2 separate regions of the Mus musculus genome follow, and region 1 is linked to region 2. A link is a loop called in an ENCODE intact Hi-C map of the cell type or tissue named here. Cell type or tissue: left cerebral cortex. All regions are shown on one strand.

Region 1 (8,000 bases), 74 kb after region 2:
GCCCAAGTGCCAATTAGAAACCTGAGTGTGGTGTGTGCTGCTGGGGAGAGCCAGGGACCCAGAGGGCAGCTCAAGCCACCCCAGTGACTCTGTGACTCTTCCACATGCACACCAAGTAGGGATGGGGTTTTTCAGTCTACTGCCAGACCCTGGGAGAGGAGGGGGGACCAGGGAGGTGGCCTTTCCCTGACTCTCTGCTCAGGACACATAGCCTCACTGGCCCGGACTATTTTTCCCCATTTGTTTTTAAGGTGTTTGAATTTTTGTGCTTGGAGAAACTGGGTAGGTAGTGGTATAACAAGTAACGCCTGACCCAGCACCAGGAACAGGCAGAGAGCCTTTGTTTCCTTTTCTCTGGGAGGTCCCTGTTAACTCCCAGTTGGTTCTCTGCCTTCCCTACACCTCCAGCCCTGTCTTCCTGCCTTGGGTATTAGAGCTAGTGCCTCCTACAAGGTCAGATCTCATTAAATATGTGCCCACCTCAGAGAAATAGTCATAAAACCCGTCCCTTCATAGCTGGTAGGCAGTGTGCTTGTTTGCTTCCTCTGTGCCTGTCATTTTGTTGGTGGTGGTGGTTGGTTGGTTTTGGTTTTTCTGAGGCAGGGTTTCTTTTTGTGTAGCCCTGACTGTCCTGGAACTCACTCTGTAGGCCAGGCTGGCCTCAAACTCAGAGATCCACCTGTCTCTGCCTCCCCAGTACTGGGACTAAAGGTGTGCACCATCACCACCCCAGCATGGTCTCCTCTTAAGATTTTCACCCTGAGCCTGAGGAAAGGACCACTGCTCCTTGAGGGAGTTCGTTGTCTGCCCCCTGGGTGTTAAGGATGGAGGGATCTGCCTACCTCCACGTTGTTCCAGAACTTTCATTTTTGCTGGTAGTGCTTAGTTTACAAAACAACAAAACCCCACACAACCCCTCTCACTGAAAATACTTGAAAGTACACACAAGTAGATTCTAATGTGACTGCAGCAGTAGCATAGTGTTTGGTTGGTGATGGGTCTTGTCTTGTTGCTTGCAGTGTTAGGAATAGAAGCCAGGGCCTTACACATGCAGGGCAAATGCTCTCCTGTGGAGCAACATCCCCAGTCCTGCAGCTGTCTGCACTAAGGAAACAAACATGCTTAGAAGCATGCATGGGACTCCTCCAGCACTAGATTATTTTAGCATTTTCAGTTCATAGTATATTACTACAGCAGTACATAACTGGAAGAGAGCGCCGTCCATGCCTTGGGCTGGTTGGTGCCCAGTGTGTTCCGGCTGTACTCAGTGTCCTTGAGATCCAGAGTGAAGTTGGACATACCCCAGGGGCTCCTGGTTAACAAGATTTGAACTTTTAAAGGCCGTGTAATGTTTCCAACTCTTCCAGCAAGCAGCAGCCCTCGTGATCAGTAAATATCCAGGGCGCTTGTCTCAGCAGATTTCACTGGGCTCCCCAAACAGGCTGAAGCCCAGAAAAGACCAGGATCCCTGTGGGTTCAGCGTACAGAAGCTGCCTTCAGAAGCAAGACGTAATTAGATAGGTGCTGGCAGGGATTTCTGAAAGAGGGAGGAGAGCCTTAGAGAGAGGCTTTTCTTTCTTAGTTCCTGGGAAAATTATACTCAGCAGGTTTATTCAATAAAGTGTTCTCACCACATACTTCTCACCGTAATGACTTACAAATTGCATGCTAATTTTGCCACAGTTAAGTCATTCTAGGCTTTATCCTGCAAAGAAAAAGATGGACTCTGTAATGAAACAGTATCCACAGGACTTGATATCTTAAGCAGACTGGCTGTTTCTTCAGCATCCAGAACTCACTTGAAGATATGGGTGAACGGGGGTGAAGGGTGGAATGAGCATGTGGGGTGCGTGACCCTGAGCGCCAGGTGGAGATCTGGTTTCTGCTGTTCTACTAACTATGCTGGAAGCTTCCAAAGCAAGCTTTAAAAAAGAGAGAGTGCATCCTGCTGAGAGTTCCTCTCAGCCCATCTTTAAGCCAGTACCTCACAGACTTTCTCAGCCAGGGAGTTTGCCAGTAGAAGCTAGTGGGGAGGGTGTCTTTTCCTGTCTCCTACTGCCCTCTTTGGACACCCACTGTTTCAGCCATGGCCCCTTTGGTGCCTCCTGCTTCTCTGACAGTCATTTCCAATCAGTTACTGGAAAAGAAGTCAGTAGGTCTGAGTTCTGGATCCACACCCCTGCACTTGCCTTACAGCATCGTGGCCCTGAGCACAGTGCTTTTCCTTTCTGAAACTGAGTGCTCACTCAGTGAAGCTAACATCTCACCTCTCCGCCACCTCCCAGGCTTGTTGTCGGGTTTGCAAGGGTTAGGGCTGTGCCCCCTCCCATACCTCTGTAGGCTCACAGTCCGGTGTACCTGGATGTCACTTATAGGCTCCTCTGGCTCATTAAGTCAAACCCAAACCATGGGGTCCGCAGAGTGGGAACACCCTAGGACCATTCACCAGTGTAACCAGTCAGACCCTGGAAGCCATCTGCTGCCTCACATCCACCAGACAAGCTCTACCGGCATTGGCTCCCAGCCCTTCTCACTGCCACGGGCTTCATCACTTCCTTTGCTTTCACACAGCAGCCACCTAACTAGGCTCCTTACTCTAGGAGTGTGCCCTGTGGGTCTTCCTCACCCTACCCAGAGAGTATCTACGTGCATACTTGCTTAGACCATTCCCAACACTCACACACACACTCACACACACACACAGTCAATCCAGTGTTGTTGTGATACCATCCGCTTGTAGGTGAACCTAAACCAGGCCCTGCCACATCCCTTGCCCATCACTACATGAAGAAGCCACTTGTTGCTTCTGGATTCACTTTCTCAAATCTGCAAGAGCCAGGTGTGGTAGTGCACAGCCATAATCTCAGCTCTTGGGAGACCGAGGCAGAAGAATCTCAGACCCAAGGCTGAAACACCCACTGGACACTTGCCCGTTATGTCTGCAGCATCTCTTCCGCACCCTCCTCTGCTGCAGCTGGCTGCCCGCCCCTTCAGTAGCCTTCAGGGCTCGGGTGTGTAGACAGATATTAGGTGTGTGTGTGTGTGTGTGTGTGTGTGTGTGTGTGTGTGTGTGTGTGGTGCCTGTCATACAGAGCAGCTGCAGTAGTAGTCTCCCTCAGTTCTTAGAAACCCATCCCTGAGGATGCCCAGAGCCTCGCCGTGGTACTAAGCACATCTGCACCACAGCCTCGGGATGCAGATGAGAGACTTGGCCACTGTTCTGGCTCTGCCTCCCTTGAACTCCCTGCTTTGCTTACTGGCGAAAGTGAGTATAAGAGCACTGATCTTGCGCAGTGGAACCTAAGCACAGATAGTCCCTGGCTTAAGAGGCTGTTCGTCAGAATTATTGTCACAAGTGGCTCTGGCCTGCGTGCTTGTCCGTCCGTCCTCCAATCCAGTGGAGTCCTCACTGGTAGAGTTTGCGTGTACTTTCTCCCCATAGAACCATCATTTTCTGATAATACCTGCTATGGTGGGAACTCTGCCTCTCAATACTTGTTCCCTGTTGGCAAAAATGAACAGTTGGGTGTTTGGGGTTTTGTTTGTTTGTTTTTTAGGGGAAAGGAGGCACAACAGAACCAAGGAACCCTGTATAGCCAGGTTAAGTACCAGCTTTGCCACACAGAGTGGAAAGTGCCCTTTGTTCTAGGAGGGACAAGGCCATTTGTGGGAACCTGGCACATGCAAGTGTGCTTGTGTAATCAGCCTCCTCCTTATGACCAGGCCCTGGCCTAAGAGCCAGCCGTGGATTTTTATGCACACACACCGAACCCCAGATTCCTAGCCTCCCGCTTCCCAGCTGAGAAGACAGGCTTCTAAGATCTGCACCCTATTTTAGAGGCATTTGGAGGAAGGGCTTTATTTGGGGACATTTGCATCTCTTGTCTCCATTTACCACTTCCAGTTGGGGCTGCATGTAAAGGGTTCACAGCCACCTCTTTATGATGGTCCCCTTCCCTCAGCCTGAGACAGCTAGCTCACTACCTGTCAGGGCAGATGAGAAATGCCATCAGAGCCCTCCAAGGGCTTGTGCCAGAGAGAGGCAAGGGAAACTGGTGGTTTGGTTGTGCTTCCAAAGCCAGATTAACATTTACAGTGGAGATGCAGCTGAAAGAGAGAACACACCAGCCTGCAGTAATAGCACCTTGACGTTCCACATTCCCCTCTCTGGTATCTTTGGCGATGAATCTGTTTATTTTAGCAACCCTCCGACAGGCTTATGCTGCTGGGAACTGCAATCTGTTCCACTTACAGTGCACCATTCACTCAATTACCATCTAAGATTTTATCCCAGCCCTCGTGTACAGAGTGAGCAAAACAAAGCCTAGCAGGGTGTCTTCTCACTCTGTCTCCCAAACTGAATATGGAATCTTCTGATCTAGCTCTAGTCTCTCCTCCCTCACCCACCATGCTTTCACACGGTCCCATGTGTGCCAGCCTAGTATTAAACTACTCTGTAGCTAACCAAGGATTGTCCTCAGTTTCTGGTCCCCTGCCTCCACCCCTCAAGCAGTAGGGTTGCAGGTGTATACCACCATGATGAGATGGCTGAGATGCAAACCCAAGGGTGTCGGGAGCATGAGGTGGGAGGTACCCACTCTCCAGCCAGGCTACATCCCGGCCCTCCTCTCATTTCTAAATATCTTCTTTACTGGGAGAAAGGCAGGCCAAGAATCCCTATGTTTAATGTTCCTGGTTTACACTAATTCCCATATAACTTAAAGACAGTGGCTAATGCTGGAGTGGTCCATGCTACTAAGATGATGCTCTTTTACACTATGAAAGGGAACACAGGCTTGGAGCCAGAGTGTGGGCCTCTCTGCCCTAAGCTTCCAATGTGGAATGTGGATATAGTCATACCTCTTACCTCTTACCTCTTGGGGTTCAGAGGAAGAAATATTATTCATCCGGGGCAGCCTGGCACTCAGGAAAAAACACTTTTGCTGAAAATGAACAGACTAAAGGAAAGGCCTTGCGCCAGGGAAGGATGCTGGACTCACCCACTGAAGGGCTGCAGTAGTCACGTGATATATGTCTCAGCTTTTTCCCTCTGGAATCTGAAGGTGAAACCTGCTACCCATGCCCAGCAGGGGCCACACAGGGCAGAAGGCAGTCACTTTCACCTCCCTGTGGAAGGCTTTAAAACTTAACTCCTGTCCTGTTCCGTGTGAATTCCAGCATATGTAGAGATTCTCTGGAAGGCTTTAAGACTTTAAAACTCCTGTCCTGTTCCATGTACAGGAAGCATATGTAGAGATTCTCCTTCTGAAACTTGGTAAGTGGGGTGGCATGTGCACCCAGACTCAATATCTCTTTAACAGCCCCAGCGGAGGAGCACTTGATTTGCATACCCAAGTTGGTTGTGAATTATCTGCCCAGTGCAGTGGCAGACCCAGCGGCTGTGTGTTTGTTGTAGGGAGGTTTAATTTACTTATGGGAGGGTGATCTGAATGGTTAACTGCCATGCCCAGCTCAGGTGTTAATGTTTGGCTCCAGCACCAGGCATTTCTTGAACTGGCTCCCCTGATCACCGCCATCCGTCAGCCTAAATCCATCCACACAACCTCAAACAGGCAGAAATCCTGGCACCTAGCTAGGAAGGTACTTCAGCCCTGGATGATCTGTTAGCTTAGTATTTGTGTCACTGTGCTAAAGAAAGTCTGGGCTGCAGGGTAGACAATGCAGAGGCCACTCAGCCAGCACTCTGTTCCTTGTGCAATCGTTCTTGAAATGTGCCTCTCCTGTGGGTGGGCTTTGTTCAATGTATCTCAACTACCCTACAGGTTTGCTTGTCTGTCTGTAGAACAAAATCATTGGCATGCCTGAGACCTGCGTCACTATGGGATCCATTCACTAGGAAAGAGATTGGATGGAGAAGCTTACAGTGAACATTTTAAATCCTTAAGTTTCTGTATTCCCCAGACACAAGTCCCAGGCAGCTGTATAACTTGAGCTGTGCTAATAGTCATTTGGGAGTCTTCGGCACCCTTAGAGTGTCTGTCAGATGTGGACTTTGTGGTGCCAAGACCAAGGGTAGAGGAAGGCAGGGACTTGCTGTATCGTGTCCTTTGCAAACAGAACAGAACTTGAGAAGGTGGGCTGGAAAGAATTGTGCCCAACCTTACTTGCTTCCCATCTGAGTGACATAGAAACGGTTTCTTTTGTTTCCCCTTAATAGTAAGAGCATGTTTGCATTCTGTATCCCCAAACCCACCGCCCAGAATTGTAACAGGCTAGATAAAATGCCAACCCAAAATCTCAGCCTCACTGCACTGCACTTTCTATGGCACTTCTGAAACTGCTAGGGTGGACACCTAGCCTTGAGAAGCCAGCTTGGCTCAGTGCAATCAGTGATGGCCACGCCCTTCCTGGAGAGGAGCTGTTGACTTCTCTCAGGTCTATACTTGAAGGTTCTGCTTTCCAGTCCTAAGGCTGTATGTTTGGAGTTGAGCATTGAGTGGACTGATGTTGGGGCTGCTTCCAGGAAAGAGAGAGAAAAAGAGACAGGTGGAGCTTGGTGTTGGTCTCTTGGTTCTGTGCATTCTACAGAACTGCATGGAGAAGCCTGGGGGCACAGTGTCCTGTCCAGTTAAAAAGTCAGGCTGTAGGGTAAGTGTGTCAGAAAGCAGTATTGGGGCACTGGGCCATTGAGAGGAACACAAGCAGCTGGCCTAGCCTCATTGTAGAGCCCTGGGCTCTTTATCATCTCTGTTTGTTATTCTGACCTCAGTGCCTGCTGGTCACTGACGTGGAGAACACAGGTGCAGGTCTCCGTCCCAGTGCTGCCAGCCTGGCCTGGCGAGGTGGCCCTGCTTGAGCTGGTCTAACCATGGTGTGTGAGAGCCCATGTGGAGAAAGGAGTGATGGCCTGACACCAAAGGCCACCTTCAGGGGCTCAGCCGCTCCCTTCCGTGGGTGCGTGATGTAGCCGTGATCATTATTCCCATGGCCTCCTGTATTGCTCTCCCATAGTAATCTATCAGAACTAATGTGAGCTGCTGGTTACTGGAAGGTCGCAACCAAAGCCACTCCCCTGCTTCCTGTCCATGCACCGTGCTTCACCACTCTGCTCTCCCAGGCCAGCCAGGCTGGCCTCTCTTTACCATTGTTTCTAGCTGTTCCTTTTGTAGTCGGTTGGTTTTTTTTGTTGGTGTTGGTTTTATTTATTTATTTATTTATTTATTTATTTATTTATTTAGAGAAAGGGTCTCATTATATAGACTAGGCTGGCCTTATCAAAGTCATCGAAATTCACCTCTTCTTGTGTCTAGTATGTCCTATGAGACTCAGTCAGATCCCAGCGTAGAGACTCAGCCTCTCCCCGCTCCCTCAGGCTTCATCCAGCCTCTGGGTCCTACAGGATTTATGCAGGGCACATGTCCTGTCCCCATGCTGCCTTCAGAAATGGTTCACTCCTGTACGTTAAGCTCCTGACACTGTGAGAGCCTCTGCAGTCCCAGCTCAGCACACGGTGGTGGCTGGGTGGATGCAGGGATTCCAGTCCCTCCAGAAGCCTCCTTCCTCTCCCCTATTTATTTTTCCTTCTGTCTTCTCTGCCTTAGGGTAATATTTCTTGCTCCTCGACACCTACTAAGGCCAGGTCCTGAACTGCCCACTGTTACTCATCTCCACAGGGAGGTGGACCAGACAAGTGTCCCCTCCTCAGGGAGTCTGTATTCTGTTAACGGGCAATTATGAATAATGAGCAATTTCACCTCCGAATGCCTTGGTTTCTGATTTGTGCGGTGGGATTAATAATCCCTTCCCTCTACCCTTTAATTTTGCTCCTAAAGAGATGTGTGTATAATAAGACCTTAAACTCTATAACGATGTAGAAATGCACAGTACGGGTACCGGATGCTTTTGTGAATGGAAGTCAGGGTGATTCCTGGGCCTCCCACCCACCCACCCCCGGAGCAGGAAGTTAGGATCTGCGTGAGATGAGAATGAGACTCTTTATAAACTGTGGCATCAGCCTTGCTCTGTGACTAGTGTGTAAG
Region 2 (8,000 bases):
TTTGCTTTCTCTGTGTTTGAATTAAAGATTTGCATCGCCATATGTGTGAAGCCAAGGCCAAGCCTCAGACATCACTCACTTCCTCAGCGGTTACCCAGGGTGCACCAAGGCAACCCCTGTTCACCAGGTCCCAGCTTGACATATGAGAAAGCCCAGAGACACATGGACTCCTCCTGCTGGGCCCCTCAGCCTGGCCTGTGTCCACTGAAGCAAAAACTTGCTTGCATGCTCTGATCCCTACCTGATGAGGGAGGCCTCCAGTCTGAAGAGGCACTACAGCTAGCCAGTGGGGGAGGCAGATTTGGTCTAGCCTCTTCCCCTAATTTTGATGGCAGTTCATTCTGCTCACTGCTAGGGACTCTGGGCTTCCCTTTCCTTTTGCCCTCTTCTGCCTCTTCTCTCTGATAAGAATGGTGGCAAGTGTTGCTTTCTGAGAAGTCTGTAATTTCTCAGAAGCCACTGCAGCCATTCATGATAGGCTCATTAAGCTGCCTTCTGGTCCCACCCACAGACCTAGGGAATCAAGGTAACTGGACTGGGAACTCCAGTGCCTGGGAGACGCCTCTGCAGTACGGCCTGCCACTAAGGTTCTCAGCACCAGATCTTCCCCACACTGAGCTCACTGCTGATGTGGTATAAGTGGAGGGGTTGGGAACCCTTTGGAGATGAAGGACTGTCTCTGAGCCCGGCTGAAGTCCAGCAGGACCCGTGATGCTAGTGTGAAATTTCTATAGCTGGTTTCCTTTCAGGCTCCTTCCTAGAGTGAGCTGCCACTTTCATGGGCTTTGAGACCTTTATTTTTCCTTAGAACCACTGTACAGACAGGGAAGGATTCTGCCAGGGCAGCCTTTGTTTTGAGGAGCATTTGTCGCAAGGCTGTGGCACCCCCTCCTGCACTGTCTCTCCACAGTGTCATTTGTGCAGTCTTACCTTCCAGAGGTTAATTACGGTGGGCCCTGTGTGCGCCTTCCTGCCTAGTCCCTGGGCTGGTTTTAATTACCGTCCTTTGCCTGTGTGAATGGAGAAGATGAGAGGGGAACAGCCAGCCAGGCGGCTGCTGTGAACCTACATAGAAGCAGCAGCTCGCACAAAGCCCCCTTTGTGTCTCCGTGTTGCCAAGCCCACCAACAAAGGCTGCATCTTGCAGATTTTATTGTCTGTCTGGAAGGGAGCAGTTCCTCCTCAGTCTTGGGAGCCATTAGGTAGCTGCTGTGCAGGATTTCCTGTTTGTTTGGGGTTTTTTATGATTATATTATTTTAAGATTTTGGCTCTTACGGCTTTATCCTGGTGGGGCTTTTGTGAATCACAGACACTGCATTCTGGAGTCCAGTATGTTATTTGCTTGTCTGCTACCACTCAGAAGTCGTCGGTAAATATCAGTGGGCAGAGCTGGAGAGGAGGCTTCTGTTTATCTCGCCCTCGTGCCACATTGAGGAAGAAGTTTGATAAGTATTCTCATATTACAAGGGTTGAGTTGTCTTCATAGTTTTAATTTGGGGCCAATATTGGAAGCCTGGACTCGCTGGAGCAGAGGCTAGAGGGCATGTGGCAGGATTTATTATGGCGTACAGTTTGCAGTTATTGCCTTGGTCTTTTTCCCAGTTGGAAGTCCCAGCAATAGAGTAGCACATTTGTGAGCAAAGTGCTGTCCTGGCAGTCTTGGGAATCTTTGGGGTTTTAAATTTTGGATCACATTCATTGCTGTTCTGTATACACAAAGGGAGTATTTGTGCTTTGGAACAAATCAATTTAGGAGCCTGGAAGATGGACTTCTCTGGAGATCATAGATGTGAGGTTTATTGCGCTGGTGAGAACTCCCTGGCTCACCCCTCCACAGCCATGTGGCTCCTGAGTGCAGTGACCAGACAGTGGATGGCCTGCAGTGAGTGCCTCCCTGAGCTTTCTGGGACCCTTATATCTTCCTGTCAAGCCTCCCCCAGCCTCAGCTCAGTCTTTGAAGCTTTTCCATATCATCTCCCCAGCAGAGACCTGGGAACTTGACACATTGCATTATAGCTTCTGTGGGCCAGTTTGTCTTTCCCAAGTTGTGGTCCCACTGGGGGACTGGTCAGGCCTGCAGCTCTGCCACTCACTGTGTGCCCTGTGAAGGTTACTTTCCCTTCCGTGTTGTGTTTCACATGTTTGTCACACAGTGCACCTGTGAGGCATCAGTACGTATTTAGAGATCTTTAGGGCACCCACTACTTGCTGGCTGTTTTCCAGAACTGGTGGAGATCCAGCAGTTTGTAAATGTCAGGTGATGGTGAGAAGTGTCATCTACCACATGGTGACATGTTTGTGGATGTTTGTTGAACAGTTTTCAGTTTGAAAATGTTTCAGAAAGCATTTTCAGTAATTATTTTTAAATATTTGGATGACTTGGGTCTAAATAAGACATCCAAAGATGGAGGCTTTGTTTAAAGAAAACAGCAATGAGGATACAGGAGGCCAGGAGGTTGAGAAGGCAGGCTCTGTGGGATGAAGAGTAGGGCTGGTCAGATCTGGGGCCAAGCCAACAGAATTTCAGATTGTGCGGAGGAGTCATACAGAGCAGGGTAAAGAGCCGCTGAGGCGTGAAGCTGCCTGAGCCCCGCATCTTCTGTAGACTGGAGCAAGTGTACCTTGCTGTAGAGAACCTGGGGACCCTTCCACACCCATCCTTGCCCTCAGGCAGCCCTTCTCAGATGCCCAGTCCTGAGCGCAGGCCATGGTCTGCCTTGGTCTGATGTGCTGCTTGCTTTGTGCTGCTCAGGTGCAGCCACGCTGAGGGTCTCCTGACGCTTGTCACCGTGTCAGCCTCTGCTTCCTGGCCTTCTTGCTTCCATTCGTGTTCTCTCCTTTATCTCTGTCGCAAAGCAGAACTCACCAGGTCTTCATTCGCTTGATGCTCACTGCGTGCTGACTTCCTCTTGGTCCTAGAAACTGGCTGCTTGTAGCTCTCAGTATGGCTGATAGGGTCTCTGCTCTCAGGGGGTGAAACAAGATGGTCATGCAGAGGATGAAAATGGAATGGCTGAGTGTGTGGGGGTCTGGTTAGACCTGGTTCTCTAAAAAGGCCTTGTCTTAGTCAGGGTTTCTATTCCTGCATGAACATCATGATCAAGAAGCAAGTTGGGGAGGAAAGGGTTTATTCAGCTCACATTTTCCACATTGCTGTTCATCACCAAAGGAAGTCAGAACTGGAACTCAAGCAGGTCAGGAAGCAGGAGCTGATGCAGAGGCCATGGAGGGATGTTCCTTACTGGCTTGCTTCCCCTGGCTTGCTCAGCTTGCTTTCTTTTAGAACCCAAGACTACCAGCCCAGGGATTGAACCACCCACAATGGGACCCTCCCCCCTTGATCACTAATTGAGAAAATGCCATACCTGGATCTCATGGAGGCATTTCCTCACCTGAAGCTCCTTTTTCTGTGATAACTCCAGCTTGTGTCAAGTTGACACAAAATCAACCAGTACAGGCCTGAGTTCTGGGTACAAGAAGAAGCCAGCCATTCAAAATGGCCAAGAGCAGGGTAGGACAGGGAAGAGACCAAGGTGAGAATGAGCTTGGCACCAGGGAGAATGAGAGGAGCCACTTGGTGTGGGGAGTGGTTCTGCGTCCTATAGGCCTCTGTGAAATCGTCTGCATGGGCAGACATTAGGCATGGGATTGGCAAGTGTCTGTCTAGATGTTTAGAACAACCGACAGGCAGCTGTGGGTGGGGAGTGGGAGGGCAGGAATGGAGGCACATATCTCAAGAGGTGACTGTAGGCTTGCTTTTAGTATTATGACTTTCAAAACTTATTTGATCAAGATCCCTTCCACATGTTTGGGGGTTATTTTATTATTTTTTTAAACATGACATTTCTGAAACGCGTTGTGGGTGGAAGAACTCCAATCTAGCTCTTGAGTGTCATGGAGTGGGCCAGGTAGAAAAGGAATCCTCTTCAGACCCTCTCATCTGCCTGTTTCCCTCTTTCCTCCTTTTCTCTTATATCCTTCTTCTTTGGTCAAGTGGAAAAAGATGTCTGATCATGCCCTCAAACCTCCTCATAGTGAGACCTGCTGTTTGGGGACCTGCTAACAAGCAGAAATAACCAGAGACTTATCAGAAACTGCCAGGCCTCAGAGAGACCTCATTTCCAAGGCCAGGGCTGCTCTGGCTGGTGCTTTAATCCCCACGCAGGATTTGTTTTTAGTTTCAGACTTGGTCACAGATCCAGAAAATTGAAGGTAGGCTGGAGGCTGGAGGAAGTAGGCAGAATGCTAATTTGCACTCCTTACCAGCCGACTCCAGAGCCATGCATAATACAAATACTTTCCTAAGGGTTTTCTGAGCTAAATGTATTTTGACTGCTCTCGGCCCTCCTGCAATCAGATAAAATTGTATCTAACCCAACTAAACATTGAGTTTCACACTTTGCAAGCTTAAAAAGTCTGCCTGTTGGAAGTTAGATTTCTGTAACAAGAAAAAAGACTTTCCTCCAGCCAGACACCCACCAACCATATCCACTTGGCTCTAGGATCTAAGTGCTGCTCACCGCCACTGTCCTGCCAGTTTCTAGACAGCAGAGATGGCAAACATAACTAAGAATCAGGGAAAGAGACAAATAATGCAAATAAATAATGCTGCCATCCATCGCAGCAGAAGCCGGCCATGCCGTCTTGTTTGTAGCAGTGACAAGCCATTGCTGCCAAGCAGAGCTGTGACGTTTGCCACTTCTGAATTGGGGGAGATAGGGGAGTTAGTTAGGGTGGTTTAGAAAAAACTAAGTTGTGGATGCTCTGTGCCCCCAGATGTTTTCTGCTTTCTTTGCCATGCATAAATGATTCAGTTTATTAAGGGAAACACTTTAATGTTCTTACTGGCTGTGAGACTTGAGAGCACGATTGTGTATCCCTGGGAGAAGAGGGAGAGCAGCTCATTTTCTGCTGCAGCCCTTCCAGCTCTGGCACCAGCTCCTCTCCAGTGGCTCCGTCCCCATTCCTTCCCCAAGGCATAAGGGAGAGCTCAGAAAGCGTCACTGACTAGCAACTGGGTGTGCAGACAGGCCACAAATTTCAGATTTTCTTCATGTCCAGATGTTGCCCCTGAGTCTCAGAAAGTCCCAGAAAGAGCAGGGGCTGTATTTGTCTTCTCCTCCCTGTCATCCTTAGGCTCTGTCCAACCAGGTCTGTAGAGTGCAGCTCACTGGGCTCTTCCTCCTCCTGTCTGTCTTTCTGTTCTCTGCTCACTGCTGTCCCAGCTCTATGGCTCTGGCCAGGCTGCCTAACCTCCCTGAGCCTTTGTTGTGTGCTCTGTGAGTGAGAGCTGTGAGCTTTATGCCAGGGTAGATGCAACACTGACTGAGAGCACACAGTGACTGCATAAGTTTATTTGGTAAGGTTAGTTTCTCAGGTATCTGTTTGGGCAGAGTTGTTCAAGATCTTAAAGTGAGCCAGGGTCCGTGAAGTAAGGGGCTTGCTAGCAAAGAACTTGGCTTTTTCTTCCCCAGCGAGGTAAATGGCATGGAGTGAGAACAAAACTCGATGCAAACTTGATTGTGGGCATTTTGAGTTGTTCCTTTAGCCAAAAGTAGTGCCCCCTCCCCCCATTTTCCTGCGATTGCTGTAGGATTCTTCTTTATCCTCACTTCCTGTGTAAGGCAAGCAAGGCAGTGGGAAGGGGAAGGGAGGCTGTACCCAGCTCTCCAGTCTTCCTAGATGCCTGATCACAGCTGTCTTAGCTAAAGAGTCTCTTCTCCAGGAGAGAAAACCAGGGCTGCCTTCCCTCCTTCCTTCCCTGCATGCCCTGGGGTTGCCCACAGGCAGTCCCCCAGAACCTGTTGTACAGATGGCAGTGTAAAGGAGGAAAGGCTCTCTTCAAGATTCTAGAAGGAATCCTGACTTTGGTATCGCTCCTTGGCAGATGTGTGTATTCTGTAGCTACTGTGGGTTTCCTACCGACCTCAAAAGGTGACTCAAGTAAGAGCTGGAAGTATGTTTTACCCAATGCCTCATGCCCTGTTTTTCCATCATGTGTAGGTACTGCTGAGGCAGAGCTTGGGGAAGGAGAGGTGGGATGATGACCATGAGAACCTTGCATTCACCAGCTTTGTAACCCTGCCTTTTCCTTTGTGCCACTCATCTCTGGCTTGCCCAGCCGGGGTCAGGACTAACTTGGGGTTAGGAAGCCATTAAGACCCCTTCCTTGCCTCGGAGTGCCTTGAAGAGGCCATGGGTTGAGAGAGCACTGCAGGCTGCCAGTTCTGCACTCAGTTTGCTCATTTGAATGGAGAGCTGTGACTAGGGGAATGGGGACATTTGGGGATTGACCTGTGATGTGTTCTTCTCTTCCTTTGCTTCCTATTCCCGCAGGTGGACGGGCAGGTGGCCGCATTGTTGGTGCAGAATCTGGAGCGCCTGGATGAGTCTGTGAGGGAGGAGGCTGATGGCGTCCACAACACCCTAGGTGAGGGGCTGGCACCAATTAACAACCAAATGGGTTTTGGTTTTTTTTTTTCCCCTATACTCCAAAGCTGCCTTTTAAAAATGAAGACCCATGTGTGCATTTCATGTAACTACAGCTTTGATTTGGTATATAGGCAATAAAAGCTGAAATCCACTAAGTAGGTACCCATCCAAGAGAAAATATAAAATATGCTGGCTCCTAAATTTTATTTTAAGATTTTACTGTTTCTAATTATGTATATATGTATGTTGGGGAGTGTTTGCACATCATTGTGGAGGCCAGGAGATCCTTGTTGGATTTCCTGTGCTAGAGTTAAAAGTGGTAGACCCTCTGATATAGGTGCTGGAAAGCAAACCCAGATCTTTGCAAGAGCAATATGAACACCTCTCCTTAGCAGCCTTTGCCTCCAAAAGTTAAGATGAAATCCTTGTGGGGCCCTTTCTGCCCTAGGAAGCAAAGTTTTAAATTTGTGGGTGATCTCGTGTCAGCTTCCCTCACCCACTTCCTTCAGTGGAGCTGCAGGTGTTTGCACATCTGTGGACATTACAAAAAGGTATTTGCATTGAAAGAGCCAGTGTTTCCTTGTCTTTGGTACAGACGGCTTGGCTAAGTGAGTTAAAATACTTCCAGCGACTCTGCTGCCCGAGTCCCATTCATTTCAGTGCATTCTTCTACAGTCCTTTCCTTCTCCCTCAAATCTCTCCAGCTTCTCCCTTCGCACAGTTGCCATATTTAAAGTCATGCCTTTGGGCAGGCCGCTTCCTCCCTGGCTGCTATTGTGTTAAACCAGCGGTGGCATCTTTGCAAGCTGAGCTCCAGCAATGAAGGGGGCCGAGCTGAAACAGGAGTTTCTATGAGATTAGTTTCCCTCCCGGCTCCTCTGTGCTTACTGCAGATCTCCCTTGTAGTGCTAGACTCTTCAGTGTGGATTATTGTAAAGAAGAGGGAAGATGGGCACCCAGGGAGTATGAGAGGGGAACACGACAGCCTGCGGTTGGGAGCTGGCTCTAGTGCAGAGGCAGAAGTTGGCATTGCCATCTGTCAGCCTAATGCTGGATTTTGCAACATGGAAAGCTTATCAAAAGTCTTAGCTGGCTGTTCATAAAAAGGCCCTGGTGTGGTAGGAAAGCGCAGCTCTGGCAAATCTGCCTGGTCTCTGCTCAGGCACCTACCACACTCAGATTCATGCCTCCTCCTTCCCACTCCTTGGGTGCCTGGTGTTTCTCAGACACAGTACTGGGAGCTAGGGCAGATCAGGAGGAGTCAGGCATGACTAATACAAGGGTGCTCTCATGGGAAAGCCCAGGACAGAGGAAGGAGTGCCAGTGACAAGAGCTATGATTAGTGTCAGTAAGAACATCCTAGAGACTGAGAGCAAGGGCCTTGAGTGTTGCAGGGGAGCTGACTGGGGCCCTTGGCCTGTGGAGGAGTCCGTGGCTGTCTTTGGCTAAGTCAAGCGAGGCTGTGCTTCTGGAAAATGAGGGCGGGAGGTGGGGTTGGGGCAGTGAGATCAGGGAGTGAGTCTGTCCAGAGTTTGGAAGACCCTGTGAACCATGGCAGGAAGTGTGG

What was found. Hi-C counts contacts between places; a loop is a spot of excess contacts. Peaks named below come from ENCODE experiments on the same cell type or tissue, not always from the same donor. Only the 100,000 strongest peaks of a DNase experiment are listed, where the experiment ranks them.
Region 1: it touches region 2 in a loop (6-fold over the local background); 5 of 42 quality-filtered maps call a loop at or near these places.

What each region holds. Positions count from the first base shown.
Region 1 is chr2:157,873,908-157,881,907 of GRCm38, forward strand. The region is part of intron 13 of Ctnnbl1 (catenin, beta like 1); the gene reads left to right. Among named protein-coding and RNA genes, the nearest start is that of Vstm2l, 37 kb to the right of the region's middle. In left cerebral cortex, no CTCF peak of the experiment used is centred here; DNase peaks (open chromatin) are centred at 19, 1,455, 1,932 and 4,251.
Region 2 is chr2:157,800,338-157,808,337 of GRCm38, forward strand. It overlaps Ctnnbl1 (catenin, beta like 1), which reads left to right. Exons shown (of 16, transcript NM_025680.4): 6 at 6,338-6,431. Among named protein-coding and RNA genes, the nearest start is that of Ctnnbl1, 67 kb to the left of the region's middle. In left cerebral cortex, a CTCF peak has its summit at 1,240; DNase peaks (open chromatin) are centred at 1,135, 2,570, 4,332, 4,903 and 1 more place; H3K27ac peaks cover 4,983 bases.